Linked DNA regions of Mus musculus: regions 2, 3 and 4 are each linked to region 1. A link is a contact called in ENCODE Hi-C data. All regions are on one chromosome and are shown on one strand. Each heading gives the region's core, a stretch centred on a gene start or an enhancer-like site at or near the end of the contact. The rest is flanking DNA. Distances are from core to core; before and after follow the strand shown. Region 1 holds the start of Drc1 (dynein regulatory complex subunit 1). Region 2 holds the start of Slc35f6 (solute carrier family 35, member F6). Region 3 overlaps Kcnk3 (potassium channel, subfamily K, member 3). Region 4 overlaps Kcnk3 (potassium channel, subfamily K, member 3).

The links. Hi-C counts contacts between places; a loop is a spot of excess contacts on that map.
Region 2: a loop to region 1 is called in a map of T-helper 1 cell, with 3 times the contacts of the local background. The contact joins the promoter of Slc35f6 here to the promoter of Drc1 in region 1. A Hi-C loop is called at or near these places in 3 of 37 maps with a recorded cell type or tissue (T-helper 1 cell, T-helper 17 cell and regulatory T cell).
Region 3: a loop to region 1 is called in a map of T-helper 17 cell, with 2.8 times the contacts of the local background. The contact joins the enhancer-like site here to the promoter of Drc1 in region 1. A Hi-C loop is called at or near these places in 2 of 37 maps with a recorded cell type or tissue (T-helper 17 cell and T-helper 2 cell).
Region 4: a map of T-helper 17 cell shows a loop between it and region 1 (4-fold over the local background). The contact joins the enhancer-like site here to the promoter of Drc1 in region 1. A Hi-C loop is called at or near these places in 2 of 37 maps with a recorded cell type or tissue (T-helper 17 cell and T-helper 2 cell).

Annotation. Positions count from the first base shown.
Region 1 is chr5:30,277,837-30,284,519 of GRCm38, forward strand. Drc1 (dynein regulatory complex subunit 1) reads left to right here and starts at 3,557. Exons shown (of 17, transcript NM_001033460.4): 1 at 3,557-3,770. The coding sequence starts at 3,616.
Region 2 is chr5:30,644,761-30,651,443 of GRCm38, forward strand. Slc35f6 (solute carrier family 35, member F6) reads left to right here and starts at 3,179. Exons shown (of 6, transcript NM_175675.3): 1 at 3,179-3,338. The coding sequence starts at 3,262. Mir5625 (microRNA 5625) reads left to right here and starts at 3,176; the gene lies at 3,176-3,255.
Region 3 is chr5:30,625,218-30,631,900 of GRCm38, forward strand. It overlaps Kcnk3 (potassium channel, subfamily K, member 3), which reads left to right. Exons shown (of 2, transcript NM_010608.2): 2 at 1-53. Among named protein-coding and RNA genes, the nearest start is that of Mir5625, 19 kb to the right of the region's middle. Within about 2 kb of position 3,419, at least 1 of the 3 ENCODE cell types and tissues checked has a DNase peak (open chromatin) inside an H3K27ac peak, as active enhancers do.
Region 4 is chr5:30,597,471-30,604,153 of GRCm38, forward strand. The region is part of intron 1 of Kcnk3 (potassium channel, subfamily K, member 3); the gene reads left to right. Among named protein-coding and RNA genes, the nearest start is that of Gm9899, 12 kb to the left of the region's middle. Within about 2 kb of position 3,969, at least 1 of the 3 ENCODE cell types and tissues checked has a DNase peak (open chromatin) inside an H3K27ac peak, as active enhancers do.

The DNA of each region.
Region 1 (6,683 bases), core at 2,307-4,806:
TGGTGGTTCTGGCAGAAGCAGTATATACAGGACAGGCAAACCCCTAACTAGAATAAAGATCTACTCCAGTAAGGACAACATATCCTTTCCACAGGGAAAATGGTCCAACGTAGTCAACCTGCCACCAGGTTGCTGGCTGGTCACCCTGGGGAATGGTGCTGTTGGTCTCTTCTGTTGGCAGATGTGGCCTTCAGCAGTAGCTCTAGCCAGGTCAGCCTTGGTGAGTGGAAGTCCATGTTGCTGAGCTCATGCCTAACTTCCATCTCTGCCACTATGGCCCCTTTGTCTATGTGCCCATTGGGCAGTGACAGGAACGTCTAGGGAGAGGCTGACTCTCCACAGAACAGAACATCCTATCTAATTGACTACTGAACTTCTCGACTGAAGTCACCTTTTAATGAGTGTTTACATGGGGCACAAATATTGTTGCCTGTTTGGATAGATTAGGCCACATACTTCTTACCCAGATGTCTTTCTCACCGATTTTTCCAATTGTGATCTTTCCAAGTCCCTGACCATCCAGCCAATCCATTGGCTACAGCCCATGAGTCAATGAACAATCTTACATCTGGCCATTTCTTCCAAACTGTAGTCCATGTGCACTGCCTTAATTTCTGCCCACTATGAAGATCCCCCTTTAACAGTGTCTTTCAGGGTTGTCCCAGAAAGGGCTATAATGCTGTAGCTGTCCAGGTCTGGGTGGTACCCGCATAATGTACCCAACCATCAGTAAACTTGGTCCTAGTCTTTTCTCCCTCAATCATTGGAAATGCTCCATAAGGCTATAGGTGCATGCTTGGCAGCAGGTAGCATTGTAACAGGAGTAGAAACCATAGGCATTTGGGCAACTTCTTCATGTAACTTGCTTGTGCCTTCAGGACCTGCTTGGGCCTGAGTATATACAACTTCCATTTGATAATAGAATGCTGCTGTGCACATCTGATTTTATGATTTGGGGTGTCTAATAACACACAGCTCGTGATAGGCAGTTTAGATCACATGGTGGCTCATTGTCAAATGTTCAGTTTCCACTAAGCCCCAATAGCATGCCAAGAGCTGTTTTTCAAAGGAAGATGGTTGTAGAGCCTTGCTTCAAAATCCCAAAGGTCTCCTCTGTGATTCATCTATAGTGGCCTGCCAAAGGCTCCAAACAGCATCTCTATCTGCTACTGACACCTCAAGGTACCATCAGGTCTGTAGGATCATATGGTCCAAGTGGTAGAGCAGCCTGGACAGCAGCCTTGACCTGTTGAAGAGCCTTCTCCTGTCCAGGCCCCACACAAAGGTAGCAGCTTTCTGAATCACTTAGTAAATGGGCCTGAGTACCACACCCGAGTGAGGAATGTGCCGGCTCCAGAATCCAAATAAGCAGGCAACGTTTCTTGGGATTTCCCAGGACCAGTATTCAGGAAAGTCTGGTCATTTCCTTTCCCCCAGTGTACAGTTACCCTTATCAAAGGCTGTAGCTCCCTCTCAGGAAGAACTGGAGAAAGGCTAACAGCAAAACTTTTAGGGGTCTTCTCAAGGTCCTTCCTTAGAGGACCCTGGCTACCCCTTCATTCAAGGGGTTCTGGGTCTGCAAACTGGCTCAAGTCTGGAAATAGATGCACTGGCCGAGACTGCCTTTTGCCAGAATCCGATATAGCCTTTCTTTCATTTGTTTGAGATTTTTTTTTCTGATACAGATGAAATAAATGCAATAGGCTCATTATCTACTTCATGCCTGGAAACACCGTGATTAGCCAGTACCAAAGGTCTGTATGAGTCATGCCGTTATAAAATTTGTCTTGCCTGTGCTGACCATTATGAGTTACATCATTATGAACATTGTTTTGTCTAGGCTGCCCATATAACTGCAGTCATCTTGCTTCTGGTGATTCAGTGCTGCCACTGGCCCCTGCTACCTCAGTGCCCAGTTAATCCCATTGCCTTTCATCCATTCAGTTGAGCAGCAGCATCTGCAACCCTAAGGTCTGGCATAAGCAGAGACCACAAAGCCCTTCAGATGTGCTGGTGGCCCTCTCACCAGTTTGCATCTTATAGGATTTATGAAGGGTGTGTCTTCTGGGCTTTCCTATTATAGAGGATTAGGTTTTACACAGCAAACTCATTCTTTTTTTTTTTTTTTTTTTTTCGAGACAGGGTTTCTCTGTAGCCTTGGCTGTCCTGGAACTCACTTTGTAGGCCAGGCTGGCCTCGAACTCAGAAATCCGCCTGCCTCTGCCTCCTGAGTGCTGGGATTAAAGGCGTGTGCCACCACCCCCAGCAGCAAACTCATTCTTGCATTGCAACTTCCCTAAGCCATAAAACCCCTTCATCATCAAGGAATGTCTAGCATGTCTGAGTCCCTAAGTTCAGTCTCCAATGCTACAAAAATAAAACTGTCGAGTGGTTTGCATTAGGGATAGTGTCTTGAAATGTAGCCCTGCTTGGCCTAGAACTTTACAGTCTTCCTATCTCAGCCTCCCAGAGGGCTGATTGTGAACCACTATGTCTGCATGTCTGTGTGTATTATTATTATAAGGGTGGGTATTATTATTATTATTATTTTGGTATAGGGCTTTACATTTCTTATTTTAATTTAGTTTAGAAATGGAGTCTCATTGTGTTCCAGGATGACCTGGAACACAATCCTGAGTTCTGGGATTACAGGAGTGGTGTTTTTGTTTTGTTTTGTGTGTCCTGTCCAAGGTGCTCCAACGAACCAACTGGTGTAGGTAAACCCTTTACCATTGAGCCGTACCACAAGCCCACAGGCATAGTTTTAATTCTTAAAGAGAACATTAAAAAACAACAACAAAAAAAAAACCACTTTTTACACCTATGATTTTGTGTGCCCATATGCCACTGTGGCATGTGAAGGTCAAAGGACAATTTATCAGTACTGGTACTTTTTCCATAGTGTGGGCCTAAAGGATTGAACTCAGTTGGTCACTCTCCTTGGCCATAAACATTGACTGCTGAGCCTTCTCTCTGGCCCCAGGACATTATTTTGTTGACAAGGGGACACACGGTGCCTAAGGCATGATGTCCCCCCCCCCGCCCCCGCAGACTGCTGCTTTGAGAGAGCGGTGGTGTCCTGGGTTCTTCCCCGCCCCCCCCCCCCCAACCATTCTCCTGAACCCACCTCTTTTTCGGTCATGGCTACAGATGATGAGTGTACTTGAGTTCACACTTCCAAAACTGCAATGGGCTGAGGTGGTCTCCCACTCAGCTTAAGGAAAGGACGCCACTGTCTCTAGCTATATAATACAATGCTTTTCATGTTGCAGGTACTCAGTTATTTTGGAGCAAAGTGCCTTTTAGGAATATTCATTTGGTAAGGTGGATGATGAATTGGGCTTTTGAGTCAGAAAGAGATGCGGTGCGGTTTGTTCCATCTGCCTTCGTGGGGTCAAGTCAGCCCCTCCAAACCAACTTCAGGCAAGGGGAATCAAGTCCACATTTGGGATACAAATATACAACTCGTAGTGCCTGACAGAGAAGCTGGGCTGGAGCGCCGCGCGACAGCTAGCCAGAGATGGGTCAGGTGACTGCTTTCCCTTGGCAACGGCTTGTTCCTAGCAACCCGGCTGCTGGTCCAGGCGGAGCTGCCAGTGGGTGGGAGACGCCGCCATGAATCCCTCAGGAACCATTGGGGTCCTAGAGCAGAATGGGGAAGAACACTTAGCCACCCCGATTCTCGGACCCTCGGTGCATTCGGATAACCCGCAGGAGCGGATCCAGGCCCGGCGCCTGCGCATCGCTGCTCGTCAGGAAGCCCGAAGGCGGTGAGCTGGGTGGCCGGGTGGTGCGATGGGGAGCCCAGAGTGCCCTGCAGGGAGCTGGGGCCGGGCTGGGTGGGAGCTCCATGGTAAGGTGTGTGTGTGTGTGTGTGTGTGTGTGTGTGTGTGTGTGTGCGCGCGCGCGCCCTGGGTGTAAACAGAAAAACTTTTCTTCTAGAACATTCAAGCAGTGAGTTTTGGGACAGCTAGGGCTACATAATGAGACCCTGTCCCAATATTTGAAAATAAAAATAAAAAAGTTCTAGGTCAGATTTATTCCAGAGGCTAGAGTTTGTTGACGAGATGTAATGGACCGCGATCTGTGAAAGAGTCGGTTATCCCCATTCTACTGAGAATACCTTATCACAGCCAGTGAGCATATGTGATTGTGTGTTCCACACAGATATGAGCATCTTGATCCATTTTAAAATTAAAAAATAAAATAAAATAAAGCCAGGTTAGTGGCTTATGCCTTTAATCTCAGTACTGGAGTGGCAGAGGCAGGCAAATCTCTTTGAGATCAAGGCTAGCCTAGTCTACGTAGGAAGGCCTTGACACCTCAAAATAAAAATAAAATAAGAGTAAAAGCTTTCATTTCACTTAGTGGCCACACTCCCTGGGCCCAAGGCCATGTCGACGGATCTACTGTAGCAAAGGCGGGGTGGCTGCTTGCTTGTGCTTGCGGACATTGATGATCATTGTCTAGAATCCATCCAGGTACTGCAAGTGCCAGACCTGTGAATTAAGAGGGGATGTGATAGGAGCCACCACACTTGCATTCCCACCATGTTCCCTAGGCTTTGGTGTCTTTATTAGCTTAGGTAAAGTTTAAGGGACATCCACTAGTCACCAGACTTCATGTGACAGTTGTTCAACTTCTAAGTCGTTCATTCCACTTTTACTTTTGGTGGTCTACAGACCCAGCAGAAGTACAAGATGGAGGTCTGTGTGCCTCCATCCTAGTTGGGCAAGGCTGTGATCATGGTTAGCATCTCTTGTTGTCATGGTAACTCAGATCTGTTTTTAATTGTCCTAACACTGTCTGGGTATCCCCTTCCCTGACAGTTCCCTGATGACCTTCAATCCCCTTGGGGAAAGGCTAGGAGCCTCACTACATTATGTATTTGCATTGTGTTCTCTGTTCTTCCTCCTGGGATCCCTGCCACCTCTTTGGTTAGGAGGTTCTGGGATGAGAACTGGGGTTGGTTCAGGAACTGGGCAAGGCAGAAGCATCCTTAGTAAGCTTGTCTGTTGCTGCTGTTTGGCTAACAGATGAACTGGACTCTTATCTGCTCTTCTACTTGTCTCCAAGTGATGCCACATTTATCCATCTCCAAAGCTGTCCGAGGATCATGGTCTTGGTTGTTGCTGTGGTGTTTAACAAGGAGACTGGGGGGCTGGAGAGATGGCTCAGTGGTTAAGAACTCTGACTGCTCTTCTGAAGGCCCTGAGTTCAAATCACAGCAACCACATGGTGGCTCACAACCATCCGTAATGAGATCTGATGTGCTCTTTTGGTGTGTCTGAAGACAGCTATAGTGTGCTTACATATAATAATAAATAAACCTTAAAAACAAAACAAAAACAAAAACAAAAAAGCAGGCCAGGTGGTGGTGGCGCACGCCTTTAATCCTAGCACTTGGAAGCAGAGGCAGGCAGATTTCTGAGTTCGAGGCCAGCCTGGTGTACAGAGTGGGTTCCAGGACAGCCAGGGCTATACAGAGAAACCCTGTCTCGAAAAACCAAAACAAACAAACAAAAACAAAAAAGCAAAGCAAACAAACAAACAAGCAAAAAAAAAAAAACCCAAAGAGACTGGGAATTCAGTGATGTGCAGGAAGTTTATATTCTAATGAGAGAGAGAGGACAAGTGTCCCTATAACTATGATCTATGACAAGGACAGCAAGGGGAGAGGAGACTCCTGGGAGTAGGCCCTAAAGCCAGGCAGCTAGAAAGGATAGCTTGGAGCTTGAGAAAAAGCTAGCTTTGTAAGGAGGCACTGCTGGGTTACTTTAAGACATTGTCAGGCGTGGTGGCACACACCTTTATTCCCAGCACTTGGGAGGTAGAGGCAGGAGGATCTCTGAGTTCAAGGCCAGCTTAGTCTACAAAGAGAGTTCCAGGATGTCCAGGGCTACAAAGAGAAATTCTGTCTTGTAGGGGTTGGGGTGGGGAGATATTTGTTGGGTGTGATAATAGCATGTGATAATGTCTAAACAAAATTAAGGCCACTTTCCTGATGGGCAGAGCGTCACTTTCACCTTCAAATTATTCAGCTCACTGTTTTGGGGACTGGTGTAAAGGGGCTGGAGGTGTGACTGAGGAGACCCGAGCAGGAAGGAGACACTACTCTGGTTCTGGTGAGGCACGGGATTGGCCTGGACTCTGTGTCAATAATCTAGAGAGAAGCAGATGGACGCAGGACAAATTTTGAAGTTGAATGTGATGGATGCTTCTGATTGGCTGTTTGAACAGAAGACAGTGTGACCTCTATATGTGTGCCATGGTTTGAGTACACACACACACATACACACACACACACACACACACACACACACACACACAAGACAAATGAATAGATAAATATTATTTTTTAAAAAAGATAGGTGTGATGGCATATTCCTATCACCCTAGCTCTTGGGAGGCAGAGGAAGGCAGGCATCTCTGATTTTGAGGCCAGCTGGCCAAAATAGGGAGTTCCAGGCCAGCCAGGGCAGCATAATGAAACCCTGTCTCAAAAACAAGTCAAGACAAAACATGAAAGAGGCCTGGAAAAATGGCTTAGCAGTTACAAGCAGTGACTGTTCTCTTAGAGGAACTAGGTTTGATTTTTAATACCCCATACCAGTTTACAACTGTCTCTAACTCCAGTTCCAGGGGGTCCAGTGCCCTCTTCTAGCTTCTGTGGGCACTAGGCA
Region 2 (6,683 bases), core at 1,929-4,428, 370 kb after region 1:
GGCACCTCCTCTCTTCCTGGAGCTATCCTTTTCTCCCTTCAAGTCCCTGCTTAAAACTTTCCTGAATCCCAGTTTCACAAGACTAAATAAAGCCTTTGCTCAATGGGCCACACTCATCTGTTAAACATTACTAATAAAAGAGTTGACAAATGTCAGTATGTATACCTAGGAGTTTAGAAGCCTTTCCCAAGAACCATCAGAAGAAGATCAAACACCCATTCACAGTGGTACACACTTACAATCCCAGCACTTGGGGTTACAGAAGGATCAGGAGTGTGTAGGAAAGCCAGCCTGGGGCTACAAGAGATCCTATCTTAAGGAAGGAGGAGGAGAAGGGAGGAGAGGTAGAGGAAGGGAATGCAGAGGAAGAGGAGAAAGTAATTTCCCACTTCTACATTTAGCTTCTTTGCCAATAAACTTTCTCTATTACAAAACTCATTGTGTTTAGTGTTTGGTATTTTTGGTGAAATGGGCTAGTTCACTTACAGGCTGCTATGACAACTGAGGCAGAGGTCAAGCTCTGGACACAGGCTTGAACACTAGATCTAACACAGCTCTGGTTGTCACTGTCATCACCTGGCTCCTGCCTCCCTGAGAAATCTATCCTTCCCTCCAGCATCCTTTGCCTCTTACAGGCCCTCATATGGCAGATGGTCAGTGTCCACCTCTCTCTTCCACCACATCCTGAACTTCTCTTTTTTAATTAATTAATTAATTAATTAATTAGATATTTTCTTTATTTACATTTCAAGTGTTATTCCGAAAGTTCCCTATACCCTCCCCCCACCCTGCTCCCCTACCCACCCACTCCCACTTCTTGGCCCTGGCATTCCCCTGTTCTGGGGCATATAAAGTTTGCAATACCAAGGGGCCTCTCTTCCCAGTGATGGCTGACTAGGCCATCTTCTGCTACTGCAGCTAGAAATATGAGTTCTGGAGGTACTGGTTAGTTCATATTGTTGTTCCACCTATAGGGTTGCAGACCCCTTCAGCTCCTTGGTTGCCTTCTCTAGCTTCTCCATTGGGGGACCTGTGTTCCATCTTATAGATGACTGTGAGCATCCACTTCTGTATTTGCCCGGCTCTGGCATAGCCTCATACGAGACAGCTATACCAGGATCCCTTCAGCAATATCTTTCTGGCATATGCAACAGTGTCTCATCCTGAACTTCTTGTCTGGTTACTCTGGGAGGGGTACTTGACTCTGGACCTTACACGTGGTAGGCTCTACGTGCTTTTTTGCCAATAAATCCTCCTGTGTACCAGACTTCAGAGACAGCTGTTTGATGAGTGCTTACAGCATGATATAATAAATTAGAATTCACTTTCTAATGTGACTCTAGAGACAAAGACTGCTCTGCTAGTGACATCATGTCGGGCTAGTGACACCAATGTCATTAGTAATGTTTATGTCAGGCAAGTATCCTTGGCCTGAACCTATGGGAAAATAGCCCAGAGTCCTACTGTAGTCGATAAGAACTGTCTCCCATGGGGAATAGGGGTGGGGAGGCCTGGCAGATGGTGTCCCTTTAGGACACAGTTGTGTTTCATCTAGTCTCCAATGTCTCAGGAAACAGTTTTGGATAAATTACTACTTCCTTTGAAATGACACAAAACTAAAAGCACTGTGGGGGACACATAGCTCAGAAGTCACCTCTTGGATCTTTTATCCCTGGTTTCACTGAAAAGAGCACACTCTCGTGAAGAAAAATTCTGGAATGTTCTGTAGGTCCAAGAGCTATCCAACACATAACCCTTCTTACATGAAAGATGTTTCCCTGTCTGTACGATAGCCTCCTATATTTTTGTTCAAGACCCTACTTATAATACATTCTCTACCTCATCTCCCAAAACAGATGTTACAGTCCCTTGAGTGTATACTATACATGTTTACAAGTTCAAGGCAACCAGGAAGAAGTGGTCAAAACACCCTTTTTTTCATACCTGCAGTAATAGGATCTTCAGAAACAGAGGGACTATGTATGGTGGGTCAAATGGCCATCAAGCGTGTTTGGGGGTTTTTGTTTTTACCTGTGGTAGGGCATGAGCTGCCAATCACATGGAACAGGAAGGTAGGCAGCTGGCAGCTGAGAACCCACTCCCCTAGGTTGTTCCCTGACCTCCACATGTACCACATATGCCTTGAAAGTGCCCTCCAATAACACACAAATAAATAAATTTATTTTTTAACAAACTGACAGCCAGTCATGAACTGGAGTCCATCTTGGAGTACACAGTGAGCTGGAAGACAGTCTGGCTTATATAACAAGATCCTGTCTCAAAAACTAATTAATTAAATGCTAGAAGTCCTCTACACACAAACCGAGGTCTGGTCTTTCTGTAGGGATGCTTCTAAACAATATTTATAGGGGTCCTCAGGGGTACGTGGGGAAGCTTAATGCAGGAACTATACAAAAGCCATGGTGTTTTATCTTCAAGTCCACACCCCCAACACACACATATATATAATACACTCATACACACACACACACACACACACACACACACACCACTGCTACTCATAAGCATAACCTTAATCCTTGGCTTCTGTGGTTTCATTTTTCATTTTATTTTAATTATTTGTTTACTTAGTTACTCAGTCTGGCCTCAGACTCCTTATATAGTGGAAACTGGCCTTCATTTTTCAAGTGCTAGGAATGCACACCCAGTTTGTGTTTTAGCTGTTAAACACCCTACTGGAAGCTACAACTCAACTCAAATGCTCCCTTTACTGAAAGATGTGAGCAATTCAACGGGCTGGGATCCCTAGGGACATTTCTCTCAGGACTCCAGTTCTCTGGAGATCCTGGAGAAAAGAGATTCCCACGCTGTAACTATTACCAACTGCCAGTCTCAACCTCTCAAAATTGTTTATAAAATGCTCTAAGATTGCCTAAGCATCTCTACATGACCCCGAGCGCCCATTTTACAAACCGGGAGGCCAAGAGGCTGGGAGCGTACGCTGCAGAAGTACAGGGCTCGCTCAGCATGCATGAGACACTAGCACTACAAAAAGAAAAGGAAGCCGAGCAATGGAAAAGAAAAGAAAATCTGGTAGCCTTGGCCCGGGACCCTGCACTCTGCTTCTCCAGCTCTCCTACCAAAGACCGGTGGCAGCTCCGGGGCGGGGCTAGCGGGCGTGGGGCGTGGGCCAGTGGGGTCATGTGACTCCCGGCCCGGAAGTTCTTGAGTAGGAGACTCCACATCCCGGGTGACCCGGGTTGGAGCTGCTGATTCAAGTGGTCTCTCGTGTCCACCACTATGGCCTGGACTAAGTACCAGTTGTTCCTGGCCGGGCTTATGCTGGTCACCGGCTCCATCAACACGCTTTCGGCAAAGTGAGTCTGGGTCAGACCGGGAGGGACCTGCTGGGCCGGTGGGTGCTGACACCCGGCGCCCTGTCCCCCACCCGTCCGCTACTCTCCAACCCCACCAGCCCTCCACATTACCGAGAGTTCAGTCGCGCTGGTGTGGACGAAGGGGTGAGAGGCCGGGAGAAAGCGGGCATTTGAAGGCCACTTTGATTCGCGGTCACTTCTATCTCTGAGCCTCAGTTCCTCATCTTTGAACCGAAGGGTTGGATCAGTTTCTCCCGGCGGCGCTCTGGCGCTGCGGTCAGAGACTGAGAGACTTCCAGCAGGAGGCTGGGGGCCTGCCTGGGAAGCACCGGTGCTCTTGGAGAGGCCGAGCTGAAGGGATGGGCAAGCCAGGAGGAGGTGGCCATAGGGTCATTCATGGGGAAAGAAAGGGAATAGACAACATCTTGATGCTTAGTTGGGGCTCTTATGTGGGTGGCAGAGGTTTGGAGGCAGGAAAGAGAAAGGCCAGCTCCAAGTTGCTTGTTCACAGCATCAAATGCCCAGCTGGACTTTTTCCCTCCATAATCAGAGGGCACACCACGTCGTTGAACGTGGGAGAACTGAAAAAAGAATCAGTGTGATAAACGCAGAGGTTTATGTGAGGCTGGGAACCACTCTGGCTCTGCTTACAGTGAGAACACCTAGCAGGTGCCATCAAGAGAGGCAGGTGATACAAACCAAAATGAAGCCACAAGGCTGACTGACCCAGAGGATCAAAAGAAAGTGTCTATCTGGAGAAAAGGCTCCTTAACCGAAACCAGAATGGTAGCTGGGTACTTGCACTCTGGTGTGTGGGAGTAAAGGTCTTCAGCTGGTTGGGAGCTAAGGCCCAGGCATCACAAAGCTGAGAAAGTTAATGTGGTCTCCTCCATTGTTGGCAGAAAGGCCTAGCTTTAACTTGACAGTTGTTTGTCAGTTTATCTGCCTCTGCCTCTGCCTCTGCCTCAGGGCAAGGCCTTTCTTTATCTATTTGCATCCAAAATCCTCAGTGTGCATCATCTGTCCTTTGTCCAGTGTGCGTGTGGGCAGCAGCGAACAATGCCCCTCTCCAAGTCTAGCCTCAGTTTCTTACTGGGCCTGGCTAGGAAAGAAAGTTGGTGTGGCGGCTCCCAGTGAAAGGCCTCCAGGCTTGTGCTCTGGCTTTCCTGGGCCTCTGTGCATTGAGAAGCTGGCTGTGAGCCTCGTGTAGCCATTTCATATTTACTTCTCAGGATTCTTGGATCTAACAACAAAGTCTGTCAACGCTGTGAAGTGCCCAGAAAAGACATGGGCACTCATCAGGGTGACTGTAAGGTACCTGCAGTGTGAGAGAGAAGAAGTGGCCGAGAGAAAGTCCCTGTGGAAGAGACACATGTGTGCACATGTGCCCCCTCCCTTCCCCTAAAGGAGGACACAATCTATGCAACCCAGAATAGGACCTATGCAGTTCTTGGGCTTTTCTCTGGGTGTCTTTCAATGAGATTCTCACACTAAACAAGGACTGCTCCTAATGTTGAGAGTGGCTAATGTCTGTCCAGGCTGCTGTCCCCAGGAAGAATCCAAATGGTCATTTACTGCTTAGATAAACCATGCTGACTCAGCCCTTCCTTTGAAAACCTCCAAACCGGTTAGGTAAGAAGCCAAGGAAGCCTCGGTCCCAGGAAGCCCCACCCTTTGAGGCTGCTGGAGAGTCAGGAGGACTCCGAAGTGTCTTAACCTTTGATCCTGTCCTTAGCCCATCACCTTTTGTGTGGCCTCTCAGGAGCCTCAGCCCCAAGTCCTGAGATGGGGCCCAGAGCTGGACTGTAAACATTGTTCTGGAGTAAACAGTGAGAAAGACACTCTGGGAGGAAGAACGTTGGTGGGAGCAACCACCTTACCAGGATGGTATTGGCATTGCTGGCCAGTGGTTTCCTCTAGGTACAGCCAGGGCAGCCAGTGCACAGCACCCAGGCCTACCAAGTTACAGGCCATCTACCTTGGCATTCTTTCACTTGATCTGGGGGAGGAAAGTAGATAGATGGGTTCATCATTCCTAGATGGGAAACTGAGGCACAGAAAGGTTTAGTCATGTGCAGCTCAGTTCCCAAGTGATGACTTCCCTCTGAGTCCAAGTGTTCCAACCCTAGAATCCATGCTCTAACCTCCAGTTAGGGCGGATACCACACCATTCATTTTGGAAGACTAGTTGGTTATCTATTTATCTTTTGAAACACTCTTTCACTGTTTAGTCCCTAGCTAAACAGTGAACCTTCCTGCCTTTACCTCCCAAGTAATGGGTTTGCAGCCATACACTACTAAGCCCATGGACATTTCCTTATTGTTATGAACAGAAATCATCCAGTCTGATCCCTACAATTTACAAAAGAAGTTGCTTTTTGTGGCTTGGCTTATTGATGTCAGGATTGGTACCCAGGCCTTGATGTCAGTCCCATCCTAGTCGTTAGGACAGCCCTGAAGTCCTGGCTCTGTGGATTTCCTATCTCTCCACTGTGTCTACAGTGGACAGTCCTATCAATGGCATCTTCTACTCCCACCCCTACCTTCAGGATACCCCCCCCATGGGACTAGACAGCAAGCCTCACCCAAGTCAGGGATTCCTGTCTGTCTTCCCACTTGCTCATCTTAAGAGTCTCTGGCAGACCTGGGCAGTTATCTCCCTTGTAAGGAGCTCATTGCTGATTCCCCAGATTCCCCAGGGAGACTGGCGACCTCAGATGAGGAAGCTCTCTTCTGCCCAGTCAGCCTGCCTTAGAAGACCACAGAGAGCTATCACATGCCCACAGGGAGGAAAGCCCACACTGTAGCCTTGAATAATCCTACACCGAGCAAGCAGGCTAAGGTCCCCTCCCTGGGAAGTTCTGCTTCTCCTTTCAGTGGCTGTTTCCTCATGCCCTCACCAGCCACTTCTGCTGACCTTGAGCCAGCATGTCTGCCTGATTCAGTGCCAATGGCCGGTCTCATTTCAGAGCCTCACTGTCCAGATGCAACTAAGGTTCTCCAGGAGAAGAACCAAAGTCACACAGATCCTCAGAGCTCCCTCCTAAGCTCCTGAGGCCCCGCCCCCAGCTCCTAGGGGTTGAAGAGCCTGCCAGCCAGGGAGGGTTTGTGAGCCTGACGCGCCTCCACCTGTGGCCACGAGACCCTGTGTGGCATCACCAGGTCTCTGTTAGAGAAGCTCCCACTGTCTCTTCAGCACCTACCCTTTGGGTTCTATGAACAGCTTGGCATTGTTGCTTCAGTGTGACGACAGGCCCAGCTTGTGAGAGCCTGTCAGGAGGTCGGTGCCGTGGGATGGAGAGAACGTCAGATTTGGAAGCTGTGTGATGAGAATCTCTGCCCTGC
Region 3 (6,683 bases), core at 2,169-4,668, 350 kb after region 1:
TCTGTCTTCACACTGAGAATGGCGCCTAATAAATGCTGTCCATGGAGACCAGGCTCTGGTTCCCGCTCCTCTGTCATTAGTCATTCACCCTGTCACCCTGTCACCCTGTCCCACCACTCACCTAGTGCGTTCCCCTGGGGCTTCTCAGACTGCTTTGGGTGCAGGTTTCTTGTGTAGAAACCTGGGAGTGAAGCCTGGCTTCACTTAGGATTTTCTCAAAAGATCCAGAGCTCAGAAGATTCCGTCTTCCTGGAACAGACTGTGAGAACAGGACCTTAGAAATGACTGGGCCCTTTCCTCCCTCTGTACACAAGTAAACGAGGCCAACGAGGGCAAGTAACTTGCCCTGAGTCACACAGCCATGAATGGCAACCTAGGTAGGATAAGAAGCAAAGCTGGTGACTCCCCACTTTGTCTCCTCAGCTGACTGCAGAGTCAAACAGGACATGCCCCAGCCTCCAGGGGTGACCTCAGCTCCTCCCTGACCCCAGTAGCCTGATGGACACAACACACACACACACACTAATATCACTTTCAAAGATGGGCACATCACAAATACCTTTTCTTAGGGTGTGCTACTCATGGTCTAGAGTAGCACATGCTTGGGGATGGACCCTAGAGCCCAAGACAGATATATAGAAAGCAGATGCACTGTGCCCAGTTGGTACCAACACCTGACTCAACTAGCCAAGGGTATCCAGGCTTCCCTAAGCATGAACCATAGTAATACCTTTGGCACCAAAATCTGTCTGCACGCCATGACTCACAACCACCCTACCACATTCAGGGTGTGCATATCCGTTCTATTCCTTGTTTTAAATGCCACCTGGGACCTATTTGGTTGATTCCCTTTACTCACAGATAAAGACATGCTAGAGAAACAAGGACCTGGGCTAGAGACACATTCCCTTAATCTTTCCTTCTATCTACTTAGACCAACTAGAGAGATAGGACATATTTGTGGAGAGGTTCTGGGTTCAAAGAAAACCTGTGCCCTTTCCAGGACACACCAGCCTCCCTGGGATGAATCTCTAGGCATCCCTTGAAGTAACAGCAGGCAGGTTCTATGGCATGTTTCTTGGTAATCTACTGGCCTCTGTTTGGGCACAGTAAAAACCTGGCTCATCCACTCCTAAGACTACTTCGTCTTAATCAAAGCCCAAAGGTTTGCTGCTCAGCTCTATGAGATACAGCGTCAGCAGAGGTGAGTCCTTCTGGAGGTCAGTGGTGTCCAGCACATGGTCACTTGGACTTTCCTAAGCAGTGCTTTGCGGGACACAAACATGGCTCTTGCCCTACTTTCAACATCGCCCTGGACAAAGTATCACAAACAGATGTTGCAGGGATTCCTAGAGGGGGCCTGCACCCCAGTCCCACCCAGAGCTACCCAGAGCTCAGCACTAACACAGGATCTTCGTGTCCAGACACTGTCAGTGCCCCCCCCACATGCCCCCAACCTCCTCACCTCTGAGGCTGCCTGAACTGAAAGACACAGGAAAATGGACGTTGAAAGCCTGCAGAGGAGAGGGAACGGGAGCAAATGTCTGAAGTTCCCACCAGCACTGGGATTTGGGTGAGAGTCAATGGGAATAAGCTTCCTGGGAGCCAAGAGAAAAGAGGGATGCAATGGCAGCTCCTCTCTAAGCAAGCCAGTGGCCGCTCATAGGGGAGGTGCTAAGTTGGGCTTGGTGACTCATGCCTGCAATCTCCAATTCAGAAGGCTAAGGCAGGGAGATTGGCATGAGTTTGAGGCCAGCCTGCATATAGCCTGTCTCAAAACACCAAGAAGGAAGAGAAGGGTAGTCCTTGCTCTAATGAATTTGGAAGAAGGATGCACACATCACCACTGTCTGAACTCCACAAAACTCTAAGCTTAGTAAAAGTTTTTAGAAGACCTGCAGCGAAACCACTGCTCGTTTTGAGTAACACTCAAACTCATTCCATACCAGATCCTCTGTTGGCCTGATACTTCCCAGACTTCCCAGGGCACACTTGGGGACCTCCTCGGCTGTCACAATATCACTGATAGGGAAGTAGGTCTTATCCTTCCCTCTTATCCCCAACTAGGGTCTGTGGATGTAGCTCAGTTGGTAGAGTACTTGCCTAGCATGCACAAAGCCAATGCTTGATCTCTAGCACTGCCTAAAGGCGTCACATGCCTATAATCCCAGCACTTGGGAGATAAAGGTAGAAGGATCAGAAGTTCAAGGTCATCCTGGGCTACATAGCAAGTTCAAGGTCATCCTGGGTTACATAAAGTTCTCAATAAATGAATGAATTAATAAACAAACAGGTAAATATAAACTTTAATAATTGGTAAGTCATCTGTAACTGGCAGCTCTAACAACATGAAATACACACTAGCAAAGCTCATTATGTACCAAAAAAAAAAAAGGTTCAGAGCAGCCAGCCCACTGGTCTAACAGCAGGCAGGGAGTTGATAGCAAAGCTGAACATGGAACCAGGGCTAATGTTGGTGGATGAAGCTCGTGCCCTCACTCATCATATTGCTCACTGCCTGGCAGTGGTCACTGTCATTAGAAAAGGTCTGGCCATTGAAGAGTATGAGACCAAGGCTCCCTCTCCTCCACAGCCTAACAAGCCCAGCCTTGGGTGGACTCAGTGTCCCCCTGTGGCTGAAGCAACTGCCCTCCAGCTTCTCCCCCCACCCTTGCCAAAGGACATCGAGAAATAGACGTATGTGAAGCAGGTGCCCAGATCGGAGGACCAGCGCCCACCTTTCAGAGAAAAGGAACTGGATTCACAGAAAAGAAATGATAGATCCAAGCTCATGAAACAAGATACTGGCACAGCCAGGGTTAGTAGCCACAGAACCTGGCTTGTCAACATGTACACACCCAATTCACACACACACACACACACACACACACACACACACACACACACACACACATACATATTCAGACACACAGACTCTCATGCACATACACACAAGAGTGTGTAATTCACACACACATATTCAGACACATAGACTCACATGCACACATGCACACAAGAGCATGCACAAGCTCAGAACCCTGGCCCCTCTGCTCTGACTTTGGAGGAAAGTTCTAATCCTGGAGTTGAGTCACTTTTATGCTGGAAATTTACATCACATCTGGACAAACTAGAAGACTCACATCCCCTTGTCTCCCAGCTGCATAGAGGACTCATAGATGGGATTCTGATGGTACTGGTCTCTTTGATCCCCTCTAGTCAGTGATGCACACACCTGGAGAGTCTACATCAACAGCATTTGACCACAAGGACAACACTGTAAGTTAGGCAAGAATTGACACCCTCATCAGAAAGATAAAGGTCTTGCCTTGTGACCAAGGTCACAGAACTCAGTATCAGAGGCACTGAGCAGAGCCTAAAGTGTCTCCTTAGTGGCTGCTGTGCTGGGCCAGAACAGCAGTCAGGTCCTAAGGGATCTGAGACAGCCAGTGCCCTGTTGTTTACAGCTTTCTGGTGGCTGGACAAGGTCCCAAGCTTAAGGAGGATCCAGGTGGACACAGTTCCAAGAATTCATTGGCAAATAGGGACAGAGTGTAAGGGACTCTTCACGTACTTCACCCTGTCCGTGAAATGTCCAGCCAACAATCTCTGCCCTCAGCAGGAGGGAACAAAAATCACACCTCTGACCCTACATTCATTGGCCACCTCTACACGTCTTCATCTACCACAGTTCTTGCTCCCAGGAATAGGGTACCTGTACACAGGCCATACACAGTCATGGAATGCTGTGATCTCATTCCGGGATCAGACTGAAGTCCCAGAAGTCCTGAGATTTGAACTCTCCAACATCAGGGCTGAGAGACTTTGGGCCAATAGACTGTGAGGATCCAACCCTGGAGAGCAGAACTGTCCCAGGGTAGAGAGTCTGCCAGGCCCTCTGGCCTCGCTCTGGGCTTTACCCACTCTTTAAGTGAAGAGTTCTGCCTTGCCTTAATTTGAGGAACAACAAAGCTTTAGGCATTTACCTGCTGGGGGCCCTGTGTAAAGATGTCTTCTGGCCCTTCTCAAAGATGGAAGAGGATGTGCCTTCTAGGACCTGGGACTGAGCTCAGCCCTCCCATGAACCACAACCTTGCTGCTTAGCCCTTCCCAAGCAAGAATCTGCTGAACAGCCCAGCCCACAGGACCCCATGCTCTGAGTGACTCCATCTCCCACTATGTGTTAACTCTAAGGACCATCATGTCTTCCTTCCACTGAGACAACAGCTGTGTTTTGAGGCTGTCACTGGACAGCAGATGCTTTCATCCAAACAAGTCAAAGTGGCTCTCCACAGGGACAGGAACCTCCAGGCTTTCTTGGGTCAAATACCCAGTTGTTTCTTTCCCTTTCCTGTAAGTATACACCTGGATGCCCCCATCAGCCTGACCCCTTTCTCAAGGACAGCTTTCTTGTTTCTCCTACCCAGGAGCTTGCTGTGCCACACAGACACTCATCCCCTCTTCTGCTTTGAAAGCCATTCCCATTAGGAACACAAGGCAAACATTCAGATGCTGCCTCCACTGACTTCACGGCCCACCAAGAGCTCATCATGAGGGTCATTGTGGCAGACTCAGTGGACTACCGAAGCAAGAGCCATTTCTGCAACCTTCTGCCTGATGACAGACTGCTGACATCTCTCAGAGGCTCCTCCTTCCCTGAACCCAGGCCCCTGCAGGGATTCAGCTGATCCCAGTGACCTCAACATTAGGTCCTGTCTCAGTTTGGGGCTCTTCAGGGATGGCTTCAGTGGGACTACTGGGAAAGGCCTTTTTCCTATAAGAAGGCATCAGAGGAATAGAAATATGCCCTATACTTTGACTAGACAGATCTGTGTACCCTTCAGAACTGTGGCAGCCATCTTGTGACCTTTAGGGAAACACTAGATTCAATGTCGATGGTAGGGAGAAAAAAGCAAAGGGCTTTGCTGGGCTACTGAGAAATACCAGGATCCCTAACTAGAGGAGCTCCTGTCATGGGAAATGGAAGGTGATGGACCCAAATGCATTGTGCTACTATTGAAAACCCCATGGCCCTTCTGTAATAGGATACTGCACAGTCTATGCCTGGAGGACCACAAGGAGGAAGAAACAGGGCTGCTAGGTGGTTTGTTCATCTTCCCTTCAGGGCTTAACACTAGCCTGGTTTGTACCTCTTGTTCCTGTCTTTTGAAGGACATAGAGGGCCAGTCACAAAGATTTGTGTTTTTCTTTGGTGTAGAGAGGTCCCTCATCCAGTCTAGCTCAGTTGGAAACTTCCATCAAATCCACTGAGCACTGGTATTTTCCCTGCTCCCAGGACAGACCAAGCCTCAGGCTCGGGTAAGGAACTTAGACATGGAAGCGATGCGTTCTCCTCCGCCCCCTCCTTCTATTTCTGGCTGTTCCACAGTCAGCTGGGAAGAACGACAAAAGAGACAGTAGAACCCTCTCTGAGGCCAGGACGCAGGTGCTGGCACCCACTGGGGTCCAGAGTCCTCTCAGGAGCCTCTCCCAGCCCTTTACACAGAAAGGCAAGCTGATTTTTCCACAATGCTTGCCCCTTGAGAGCCCTGTAGCCTCCTCTTGTCCCCAAACCAGCCCTCTGCTATCTTCCATCATCCAGTCAACACACAGGACACTCAAGCATGCTGACCATGCCAAACAGTGCCCCATGAGACCCTGCCAGTTCTGCCCCTGTCCTGTCCCTCCATCACAGGAACAAAAAAGCAGCAAGCCCTTCATCAAGGGTAACCCCCAGACAAGAGATGTCCTCTCCTTCTTTGGGGTATTTGAGTGAGTCCCGCTGCCCCATGTGACTGGGTTTCATGCCCAAGTTTCTACCTACAACTGCAGGCACCCTCCTTCTCCACCTTCCACCTTGCTAGTCATCCGGTCTGAGGAGAACAGAGAGCACCTTTTTGTCCTTGGCAGTGTGTTCTGGTGGAAGATTTGGGGGTAAGAGAAAATATTGGGGTGTGCTACACATCCTCTGGAGCAGGCCTCTTCTGGGCTTGAGCTATGGCTCCATTTTTATGTCAGTCTGAGATGGTCCAGTTCGACTATGCTGGCATCCCTGCCTCTCTGTAATGTTCCAGGGTCAGAGACTGGTCCTGCCACACACATTGATTCCTCCTGTCTCCCAGCTCCACATCTCCCCCTGATTTGATAATCTAGCCTTCGGGGCCATTATTCAAGCCTTTGATGAAAATATCAAAGAGGACAGGACCAGATAGCAGGCTCTTAATTCCAGATGACATTTATTCCAGCATGTTCTTTGTGAGCTGTTGCTGCCCCAGCTCCTCACCTCTTCCTTTTATGTATTCTCTAAAACAGTCTGTTTAATCGAAGCTGGCAGGAGGCAGGGGTTCCAGCGACGTTCGTTCGCCACTCCTTAGACCCTGGGATGTCACGACCTGGGCTGGGGACTTGAACTTCCTGATAATAGCAGGCTGAAATAGCAGGCATTAGTAAAGTGTTCACTGAGCATGCACAAAACCCCATTTGATCCCCAGCACACCATAATCCAAGTGTGACGGGCACACACCTGTAACCTAGCACTTGGAGGGTAGAGACAGGATGACCAGGAGTTTAACATCACAAAGTCACCCTCAGCAACCTAGAAAATTTGGGGCCAGCCTTGGCAACATAAGACCTGACTCAGAAAAAAGGAAAGAAGGAAAGAAGGAAAGAAAGAAAGGAAGGAAGGA
Region 4 (6,683 bases), core at 2,719-5,218, 320 kb after region 1:
TGTCCAGAGTAAGTCGGGTCTTCTTAAAGTTGGCCAAAGATAGCTTGTGCTGCCTCAAGAGGTGGTTAGCTCCCCATCCCAGGGAGCACATAAGCTGCTTAGGGTAAAATGCCCTCCGACTCACCCCCCACCCCTACCCCTGCTGTCACCACTACCACCACCATGCATCCATCAGACTTCAGCCAGACAAGCACACCAACAGAAGATACATAGGAAGGATGAAGAGGCAGACTACAAGGGACTAGCTCACAGTGTGGAAGGATGGGCTTAGCCTAATCTGGGGCAGGCCATCCAGAAAGGCAAGCTAGAATGGTCCCCAGTTTGTATCATTGCTCCTGTCAATAGGTAGAATTTCATCAACAGAGGCAAACTCCTTCTTCAGCTAATCCATAAGGTCTTTCAGGTGATTGTGTCAAACCTGGGCAGTCTATCTGGAAGAATAGATTGTCCTGCACCATAACCTAGGGCTAGCCTCCTCTCCTTTACTCAGTCAACTGGTTATAGACTATAATCACATTTACAAAATACCTTCCTAGTGTTCCCTAGATTGGCATTTGAAAAACTAGGGACTTTGGCTATTATAGGACCATCGCACTGTGTTAGATTAGTAGCTCACAGTGACCAGCTTTTAAGCTTCATGCCTTCCCAGAGGTGCTTTGAGTCCTTGGTTTTCATCTGGGCAGCCTGGGGAGTTTGGGCACCCAGAGTAGAATTAGAGAACCCTTCCGAACAGGCTCACTGGCTTCACCTTTCCCTCGTTGGTCTATCAAAAACCATTAATATCTCCTGAGGTCTGAGTCTGTATGCCAGGCTACAGATGAGATACCACAAGATCAGACAGCTAGAAGCCAGATCTTTCTTCAAGAAGCTGGGGTCCAGTAGGGTTCTAGGAAGTCCAAGTCAACTGGTATGTATGCTAACCTCAAACAAAACCCTTCAGACAGGTAAGAGGTTTTCTGCAGTGCCAGGATGCTAAATGTTAAGTAGGGCTTCAGGGGTGAAGACTGGCAGTGTGACCGTCAGAGAGCAAGGTGGAGAGACCAGGAACAGAGCATACAAGGCTCTGGAGCAGATGTTTTCAACCCTCCTAATACTGTGACCCTGTAATACAGTCCCTCGTGTTGTGGTGACCCTCAACCATAAAATTACTTTTGTTGCTACTTCGTAACTGTAATTTTGCTACTGTTACGAATCCTAATGTAAATATCTGTGTTTTTCACTGGTCTTAGGTGACCCCAGTGAAAGGGTTGGCTTGACCCTGCCCCCACAGCGGTCACAACCCACAGGTTGAGAACCACTACTTGAGAGGCCGGTGGGTGGGTTTGATTTGACAAAAAGTACAGGTAAAGGATGGCTAGCTTGTGTCTCTTGCCTGGGTCCTGACTGGTGGGTGTATATTGACCCCAGCTAACCCTGTGGGTGAGAATTCAAACCCTTCAGCCTGGTTAGCCAAGCAGCCCTCAGCCAGTCTCTGGAAACCACTTGTGCCCCGTCCTCCCTCACAACCAAAAGTCCACTCAGGAGGTCAAGCCAGACTCAGGGTCACCTAGGCGTGCTGGAGCCCATGGGAATGCACCAGAGCCACAGGACCTGATGTCATCCGTGGTCCCAGGTCCCTGCTCTGAGGCCCCCCTTCCCTCAGCCACACTTCTGGACCCCGAGTATTCCCAGCTTGGCTTAAGCTTGGCATGGACTCAGTGTTGCTTTTCATGAATATTCAGGTTCTCTCCTGGCCATGACTCCAATTCTGAAATGGCCATCTCAGACCCATCTGTAAAGTCACATTTCAGCCTGTGGGTCACAGGATCACCTGGGGCGCTTTCTTCAGGGTTCTGAACTGTCAAGTCTCATGGGACAGCCTAAAGAGAGACATCAGTTCCCAGATGGGTCAGCCTCCTCCTTCAGGACAAAGCCTAGTCCCTTTTCCCCTTCAGAGAGGCTCTCTTGGCTATGAGAGTTTCAGGCAAGAGTCGGCCCCCTATCAGTTGCAACATATACTTCTGCTCTTGGGTGTTCAATAGAGATCTAAGAACTGACAGGCAGCCATCTTTCTCCCAGAGCCTGCCTCGGTCTCCAGTTATACACAGGGCTGCTCCTTGGGCAGTTACCATGGATTGGGTTCTTTGTATGTGCCACCTCATCTAGACCTTTTGGTTGCCCCAGGAGGAGGTGCTATCTAAACTTTATTTTACAGATGAGGCTCCTGAGGTCTGGGGAGGAAGGGTTCAGGGAACACACCCCAAGTGTCCTTGGTTGGCAAGTGGCCATGTTCTACACGCACAGGACTCGTTCGCACTGTATCTCTCCCAAGCCTCCCATCAGCCCCAGTTGTGGGCATCATTCCTCCTACTCCAGCAGCAGTGGGACCAGCCTTGACTCTGTAGTGAGTGATAGTGTGGCCAACACCAAGACCAGACCCTTTAATCTGACCCCTTCCCCAGGAGCTACCCTAGTTCTTGGAGCCAGAGCCATGGTGTTAGCCCCTAACCTGGGACTTCATTCATATTTTGTTCATGAGGTTTCATCATGATTTTGGTCACACTGTGGGTTGGATCTAGAACCAGTGTGAGCTAGGCAAATAGTCCACCATTGAACCATATTGTAAGCCTTCTTTCTGCTTTACCCTCAACCTGTGTTTTGATTTTGATTTTCAGACAGGGTTTCACTAGATTGCCCAGGCTAGCCTTGAACTCGCTCTGAAGCTCAGTCAGACTTTGAAGACAAGAAGATCCTCTTGCCTCATGTCCCTAAGTACCTGGGATGCACAGGTCTGTTAGGTGGGGCTTGGGCTTTAAGACTCTCAGGTAATGGGGAGAGTAGAGAGCTTCACAGGATCAGCATTCTTTCTCGGGGCAGCAGGGCAGCCCCACCAGTCACAGGAGTCACTTTGCTTTCTTGGTTTCCTTGGCATCTCAGAAACTCTGAAGGGGCTGAGGAGGAAACCCCGTGAGCTCAAAGGCAGTGCTTCTGGGGTGAGACGGGAGGCAGATGTTGGTGGATGGAGAAAGTCATGCTGAACCTCCCCCAGAGGATAAGAGGCAGTAAGGGGGCCTCAGAGGAGCCCCCCCCCCCCCGCCAGGGGCAGCATGTGTCTACCCCTTCACAGTTATCGATCGCTCTTAGCCTGGTCTAGAACAAGCTCAGGGTAGGGATTCAGCACAGCATAGGCCCAATCAGCAGAGAACGAATGGCTGGCCCTCTGAGTCAATGGACTTCCCACTGTAAGGGTCAGCAGAAGCCCAGAGTCTGGAGCAGGAGCCCCTCTATGGTCCTCCTTCAGGCCAGGCCAGAGAGAAGGTATCCAGAACTCGAGTGTAAGCCTCCTTCCCTCAGCTCAGTGTCCTCAGAGTCCCAAGCAATCATACCTCTGCTGTCTTCTTGTCCCTGTAGGGTTACTCAGTGGGCACGCAGGCAGGTGTGTCTCCTCTGTGAACTATGGGGAAGATTTTAGCTTAGGGCAGCTGAGCGAAGGAGGAGGAGGAGGAGGAGGAGGAGGAGGAGGAGGAGGAGGAAGAGGAGGAGGAGGAGGAGGAAGAAGAAGAAGAAGAAGAAGAAGAAGAAGAAGAAGAAGAAAGAGAGAGAGAGAGAGAGAGAGAGAGAGAGAGAGAGAGAGAAAGAAAGAAAGAAAGAAAGAAAGAAAGAAGAAAGAAGGGACACATGGGATAAGATCATCTCAAATGACAGAAGGGACTTTGAGAGTGACAGTGGTCCCCTCCACTGTGTCTCTGCTTCTTGCTGGCTGTAATACTTGGAGCAAGTCCCAAGTGACCCTAGCTTTGCCTATGAAGTCTAAGGCTGGGAGACGTTCAAGAGTCTCAGAGTTCAGTCAGTCTCTGCTGGACCTACCTGGCCTCCCTTCCCAGCATCCTCCAGGGAAGAACCCAGCCCAGGATTAAGATCTTGTCCTTACTTCACCTCATGGTGCCCAGGCCCTGGGAGGACTTCCTCTGCAGCCACTTCCAAGAGTTCTCCACAGGACCTCCAAGTTACCCCTTCTGGAAAGAGACTGATTCTAGCTGTGACCAATATCCAGCTTATCAGCACAGAGAGGCCACTGCCCCAGCCCGTGGGACCACTGGAATGCAGGCGCCTCCCGGTGGAAAAGGAAGGGGAAGCCCCAGGCTGTCATCTCCTATGGAAGCCTTGACACTGAGCTCAGGAGACAGTAGAGTGCCAGGTGCCTGCTGACCGCAATCAGTGCCTTCTGAGCAGGTAGCCAGGAAGAAAGCTGCAGATAGAGTCTTCTCAGCCACTGACAACCCAGGGTGTACACTGATAGCCAGTTCTGCCATTTAGACCCTGGGATGACTCTGAGGTTTCCAAGGCCCTGGGAACTAACATTGTGTGTGTGACAGGCTATCCTGCACAACCCACCCAGAGAGCCCAGCCCCTTGAGCCCTCCCCATGGTTTACAATGTCAGGATGCTTGTGAGGCACGTGGGGACCTGTGGAGCTGACTCTAATGCTCACTCCACCTTGTGCAAGGGAGAGATGGGAGTGACTGACTCGGACTTTACTGAGGAATAAAGACTCAGATGGGCATGAGGTACAGCATTCTAGAACTCTCCCGGGTCCTTGAAAGTCCTAGAGATGTGGTAACACACCCTTCCCTCCTGCAGATGGGGAACAGGAGGAGATGGGGTGCACAGAGCCAGGCGCCCTGACTCTTCCCACTCAGCCCATACTCCACACACTCATTTCTCCAACCATCTGGTGGCTGCAAGCATCTTCCATGCATCGGGAGCTGTCCTGGACCCCAGAGACCCATCTAGGGAAAAGTAGCCCCTGCTCTCCCAGTATCTGCTTTTTAGGGGAATCGAAGAAACTAAGTCGCGTTGTGATAAAGAAGTGTAATCTTGCCCTGGAGAGAGGGCTCAGCGGGGAAGGGTGATTGCCACAGAGTCTGATGACCCACCTTGCCCTGGAGAGATGGCTCGTCGGGGAAGGGTAATTGCCACAGAGCCTGATGACCCTCCTCACCTACATGCTAGAAGGAATGAGTCAACTCCTACAAGTTGTCCTTCGAACCTCTACACGCAAATCATGATATGCATGTCTGTGAACACATGCATGTGTGGTCACATATGCATACACACACATATTACATGTATGTGTGTGAAAAGTAAATAAAGTTTTTTAAAAATATAAAAATTCTACAAAACCATTCTGTCCAAGAGAGAAGGCAGGTTTCACCAGCTACACACCTGCTACACACCCACTACACACCTGCTACACAGCCACTACACACCCGCTACACACCAGTTACACATCAGCTACAGTCCATAACCCACAAGGAGAGCTGTGCTTGGACCAGATGATGCCATAGGAGGCGATGGTCACATGCCGATTGAGGCTGTTTGGAAAGCAGAGGAGATGGGAAAGATGCCTGTGTTGGGGAAAGGGAGCAGGCTCTGGGAGTTGGAGGGAAATGGGAAAAGTGTGTCTGGTCCTGGGCCTTTGACTTCAGTGACCAATGGAGGCTAAGCACTTACCCGATGCAAAATGACACTATAGAGGAGCAGGTTTTGTGAGAAAGCTTCAAGGCTGCTGTTGGGGGCATCCTGACTAACTGTGAGACAATCTTGTGAAGGTGAGCCTGCCACTAGAGGAGAAATCAAAGCTAAGACAGAGACTCGGGAAACAGACATAATATTGAGAGCCAGATGCCGTGCAAGACCAGCTGGGAACAGCACAGTGCCCAGCCTAACTGTGACAATGGGAGATGGAGCAGGAAAGGCCAGAGAGCGCAGGGTGAGCTGCTGCACATGCCTGGAATCTTCCAGCAGTGGGAGGTGGAGGCAGAAGGATTGAAACCTGGAGTCCATAGAGAGTCACTATCTTGGAGCCTCACAGGCTGGGTTATGGCTCAGTGCTAAAGAGCTCGCCCAGGGTGGGCAGAGCCCTGGCTGAGACTTAGGAAGGAAGGAGAGATGGACTTCAGAACAATGGTGGACTCCAAAGTGGGAGGAGCAGAGAGAGAGAGAGAGAGAGAGAGAGAGAGCAGTCAATCTTGCCCACAGCTGCTAGGAGACCACAAAGGGACAGCCAGGGGACATGTCACCATGGTGGTCAAAGGGACATATAAAATGTCATGCTCCACAGTTCCTTCTAGACACAAAGGAAAGGACGGGCTTGGGGGTGGGTGCTATTCTGTACCTGCAGGTCCTGAATTGGAACACGGGGTCATATTTGGAGAGGCAGGAGTCAGGTAGGGGAGAGCAGCAATGGCAGCCCTTCCTGTTTGCAGGCCAAAGCTTTGCAAAGCTCCCGCAGAGGCCCAGGGGTAGTGATCATTAGGTTCATTACGGTTCATTATGCAAATGATACCAAAGCCCAACAAGTTTATGGGTTGGGACACCCAGCCATGGGGAGCAGCTCAGCTTTTCCTACATAGCTCCTTCCTTTACAACCTGCCTGTTCTTAGCCCTCCCACCTCCCCGACATCCTCCCCCTCCTTCGACCCCTCCTGTCAGCTCCCAGGAGTCTAGACCTCTGCCTCCCCCTCTGAGAAAGGCAGGTTTTCTCTCTCTTTGATCCCTGCATGCATGCCATCTTTGGTCAGATGCATCCTCAACTGGGCCCCATATCTTTCCCCCACAGTCAGTGTAGGATGGCCTTCTACCCTATGCACAAGTTGTCAGGGGTGGGGCCGGGGCTGGAAGAATACCCAAGAGCCTTAGGGG